Regions from separate parts of the Homo sapiens genome. Here region 1 is linked to region 2. A link is an interaction called in ENCODE POLR2A ChIA-PET data of the cell type or tissue named here. Cell type or tissue: PC-9. All regions are shown on one strand. Region 1 overlaps TXNRD1 (thioredoxin reductase 1). Region 2 has its middle 17 kb from the start of TXNRD1.

Region 1 (2,500 bases), 150 kb before region 2:
ACTGGTGACTTCATGGATGCATCCCTTCGATGCCCTGCCAAATGTCAGCTTCAAGTCTGTCAGTGACCCCAGTGTGATGCTGCCTGCCTTCTATTCACCAACTCCTATCCAAGAGATCCAAGGGGGCCTTGGGCGGTGGTAAGCACAGGACACGCAGGTGCCAAGAGCCCAAGAACCCTCTAGAAAACTTCGCCTTGGATTTGGGCACGGAAACGAGCCAGTGGTTTGCAGTCTTGGCAACAGCATCCACACTGGGGCTTAACCTCAGCAGCCAGCCTGGAGGATGCTTGCCCCAGAGCGCTTGGTCACAGACAATGTTGTGAATACCTGCAGGGGAAGAGAAAGCACAACATCTTCAGATGCCTGAGCAAATGAGGTAACAGGGAACAGTTCAGATAATGCCATATGCATTAAAACCATCTTAGGCGACTACCAAAATGAATAAAACAGAGAAGTAGTATGATCAAGGATATCTTCTATTTCTCCAGAGAATAAAAGGGGGAAGACATTTTAAAACCAAGATGAAAGAGAAAAAAAATTTAGGTTATATCTACTGAAGAATTTTGTTAGCATGAGGATGATTAAAACAGATCAGGTACCCACAGGTGCTTGTCAACCCTCTAAAAGAAATTCACCATAAAATATTTTGGATATAAAGAAGGGTATAAAGTGCCCAGTTAGCCCTGTGTGTGCCACCCCATTGGCCTTTTCCTCCTTTCCCTCCACCGAGTTGGTCTTATCATTCCTAGGCATTTCTTCCTGCATTTCTCTTGTTTTTTTAAGAAGCTTTACCTGCAAATGGCAAGATGATGTAGATTCTTTTGTTACCCTGCTTTTTTGTATCCCATATGGATACAAATAGCTAATTCTTCCATTTTTTTCACTGAATGGAGTTCGAGTCAATCACTATAGTATAGAACAACACATACAGTGTAGTATATATGGTGTATATTGTAGTATTCAATTATTCGACTAGTGAATATGAATCACACATTTGGGCTCCTTCTGCTGGCCATCCAAGCTGTTGCCAATATGCTCTTTGCAATACGATGCTGTGACATTCCAGCACATCTCCTTGCACACAGAGCTGGAGTACAACTGCTGAGTCAGAGGGCAGGTGAAACTTTGGCTTGACTAGATTTTCAAGGTACCTGAACCAACCTATACTCTCATTTGCAGTGACTAACAAGTTCTCCTTGTTTCATATCCTTGCAAACATTTGATGGTTGTGGACTTGACAGTTTTAGACAATCTTTACTTGCTACTGCTCAAGATTGCCTGTACGTAAAAACAAAAATACTTGTGAATAAGGGGGAAAACAGTTTTGTGTAAGGGAGGAACAATACTGAGAAAAGTCTTTAGTCTGTTTTAGCCTCAGAGGGTGACAAAGCCTTTACTTCTCAAAAAAATCCAGACCAAATACTAATGGCCAGTATCTTAAAAAGTTTTAAAATACAAATGCATTAGAAAATATGGATAATTCATATCCAAAAAAAAAAATCATTATAAGAAGAAAGAGGCTCATCATTGTTAGCAAAGATATGCTAAAATCCTTGAAATCGTTATTTTATTATTATTTTTATTTTTGAGACAGTCTCACTCTGTCACCCAGGCTGGAGTGCAGCGGCACAATCTTGGCTCACTGCAACCTCTGCCTCCTAGGTTCAAGCGATTCTCCTGCCTCAGCCTCCCGAGTAGGTGGGATTACAGGCACCTGCCACCATGCTCGGATAATTTTTGGATTTTTAGTAGAGACAGGGTTTCACCACGTTGACCAGGCTTGTCTCAAACTCCTGACCTCAGGTGACCCACCTGCCTCGGCCTCCCAAAGTGCTTAGATTACAGGCATGAGCCACTGTGCCTGGCCAATAGTTATCCTTTTTATACTCATTATAGAAAAAACATTGACACTGAATTTTGCAACATTTTAATTAGCACTCTTATATGCAATGCTGGTGACATTATAAACTAGTACAACTTTTTTGGAAAGGCAATAAAATTCCTTTGTTTAAAAAAAATGTAGGAGTACAGATGAGGACGGGGAAACAATACATGATAATAAAAATAACTGTGTTAGAAAGGGGTATTAAGGGCAATTCAAACATGCTTTCTTTTCCATTTTTATAATGAGGAAAAAAATAAAGAGCCAAAGAATACATTTAAACAAATTCCAGGCTTATCAATTTGCAAGCCTGGGTTCTATTTCTCAGAAACTGATTTAGAAATAGAACTTGTAGGAGATGTGGATACAAAACTAAATCCACCAAAATGAGCTCTTATCTGTTTTTTCTCATATTGATGTTGTTCTTATGTTAAAAAGATGGAGGAAGCCAAACTGCCATCGTTGATCAGTCTAAATAAAAAACTGGCCAGGCACCGTGGCTCACGCCTGCAATCCCAGCACTTTGGGAAGCCAAGGCGGGAGGATTGCTTGAGCCCAGGAGTTTGAGACCAGCCTGGGCAACATAATGCGACCCTGTCTCAAATATATATATATATA
Region 2 (2,500 bases):
TCTGAGAGAAAAGGATCCTAACATGCAACAAGAAAATCATCTGAAGGTATTATGTTGGTGCAAAAGTAATCACAGTTTTTGCCATTAATTTTTTTTTTTTTTTTTTTTTGGATAGAGTCTCACTGTGTCACCCATGCTGGAGAGCAATCTCAGCTCACTGCAACCTCCGCCTCCTGGGTTCAAGCAATTATCCTGCCTCAGCCTCCCGAGTAGTTGGGATTACAGGTGACTGCCACTATGCCTGGTTAATTTTTGTATTTTTAGTAAAGATGGGGTTTCACCATGTTAGTCAGGCTGGTCTTGAACTCCTGACTTCAGGTGATCCGCCTGCCTCAGCCTCCCAAAGTGCTGGGATTACAGGTGTGAGCCACCATGCCCAGCCATTACTTTCAATGGCCAAAACTGCAATTAATTTTGCACAAAGCTAATATAAAATTCACTGGTAAAATTCAGTATGCAGACAAATTTAGAATATTGTAATACTGTAATTGTGGTATATAAATCACTCATAGCTCTAGTATGAAGACTGAAAGACAAATATTACACAAATAACTATAATAATTTATTAGGAGATAGGAAATATAAAAAGATATAAATTGAGACAACAAAAAGTCAGAATGTGGAGAGGAGAATTGGAGTTTGAGTTTAAAACTTTTCAAGTTTTTTTTCTGTATGTGTGTGTAACAGGGTCTCAGTTTATCACCCAGGCTGGAGTGTAGTGGCATGATCTCGGCTCACTGCAGCCTCGACCCCCTGGGCTCAAGTAATCCTCCCATCTCAGCCCCCTGAGTAGCTGGGACTACAAGCATACACCACCACACCCGGCTAATTTTTGTGTGTGTGTGTGTGTGGAGATGCCATGTTACCCAGGCTGGTCTTGAGCTCCTGAGCTTAAGTGATCTGCCCACCTTGCCCTCCCAAAGTACTGGGATTAAAGATTTGAGCCACTACACCTGGCCTTAAAGTACTTTTGTTTGTTTGTTTTCTTTTCTTTTTTCTTTAAACTTTTTCTTTTTATTTATTTATTTTTTTGATGGAGTCTTGCTCTGTTGCTAGGCTGGAGTGCAGTGGCGCGATCTCGGCTCACTGCAACCTCCAACTCCTGGGTTCAAGCGATTCTCCTGCCTCAGCCTCCTGAGTAGCTGGGACTACTGGTGCATGCCACCATGCGCAGCTAATTTTTGTATTTTTAGTAGAGACGGGGTTTCACCATGTTGGCCAGGCTGGTCTCGATCTCTTGACCTCGTGATCTGCCTTCCTCGGCCTCCCAAAGTGCTGGGATTACAGGCGTGAGCCCCCACGCCTGGCCTTCTTTTTGATTTTTCAGGTACATAGTAGGTATATATATTTATAGACATACATTAGATGCTCTGATATAGGCATGCAATATATAATATCTCAGCATGGAAAATGGGGTATCCATAGCTTCAAGCATTTATCCTTTATGTTACAAACTATCCAGTTAAACTCTCTTAGTTATTTTAAAATATACAATCAAGTTATTATTGACTATAGTCGTCCTATTGTGCTACCAAATAGTAGGTCTTATTTATTCTTTCTATTTTTTTAAACCCATTAACAATCCCCACCTCCCCATCTTTTCATTTTGATCAAAGTTAAGTTGTCATCTGTTCAAAGTAACTTGTTATATGTATTAGATGTTTTGGTAAGCCTCATGGTAACCCAACGTATAAATCTATAATAAATACATTAAAAATAAAAAGCAAAGAATTAAAACATACTACTAGAGAAAATCACCTAACCACAAAGGAAGACAGTAAGAACGAAAGACGGGAGTTACAAAACAACCAGAAAACAAGTAATAAAATGGCAGCAGCAAGTTCTTACCTATCAATAGTCACACTGAATGCAAAACTGGACTAAATTCTTCAATTAAAAGGCATAGAGTGGCTGAATAGATTTTTTTTAAGAAAACAAGACTATCTGCTACCTACAATAACTAATTTTGTCAGGCTTGGTGTGGCAAACCTGTAGTATTATCCACTTGTGACGCTGAGGTGGGATGATTGCTTGAGCCCAGGAGTTTGAGACCTGGGAAACATAGGAAGACTTCATTTCAAATAAAAAGAAAGAAAGAAAAAAAAAAGAGAGAGAGATGGAAAGAAGGAAGGAAGTAAAGAAGGAAGGGAGGGAGGAAGCAAGGAAGGAAGGGAGGAAGGAAGGAAGGAAGACTTTACCTGTAAAGACAAAATAGACTGGAAGTGAAGGCATGCAAACAGATATTACATGCAAATGAAAATCAAAAAGGAGCAAGAGTCAGCCTACTTATATCTGATAAAATAGACTTCAAGACTAAAACTATTTAAAAAGACAAAAAAGTCGTTATATAATGATAAAGGGGTCAATTTAGCAGGAGGATATAATAACTGTAAATACGTATGTACCCAACATTGGAGGAGCAAAATATATAAAGCAAATATTAATAGAACTAAAGGGAGAGATAGACTGCAATACAATGAGTAAGGGATTTCAACATCCC

The links. ChIA-PET counts read pairs that join two places held together with the same protein. Peaks named below come from ENCODE experiments on the same cell type or tissue, not always from the same donor. Only the 100,000 strongest peaks of a DNase experiment are listed, where the experiment ranks them.
Region 1: POLR2A ChIA-PET joins it to region 2 with 7 read pairs; 5 of 35 experiments call an interaction of 5 or more read pairs at or near these places.

Annotation. Positions count from the first base shown.
Region 1 is chr12:104,346,180-104,348,679 of GRCh38, reverse strand. TXNRD1 (thioredoxin reductase 1) reads right to left here. Exons shown (of 17, transcript NM_001093771.3): 17 at 1-327. The coding sequence ends at 259. Among named protein-coding and RNA genes, the nearest start is that of EID3, 44 kb to the right of the region's middle. In PC-9, no CTCF peak of the experiment used is centred here; a DNase peak (open chromatin) is centred at 1,089; H3K27ac peaks cover 2,500 bases.
Region 2 is chr12:104,197,509-104,200,008 of GRCh38, reverse strand. No RefSeq gene overlaps it. Among named protein-coding and RNA genes, the nearest start is that of TXNRD1, 17 kb to the left of the region's middle. In PC-9, no CTCF peak of the experiment used is centred here; no DNase peak of the experiment used is centred here.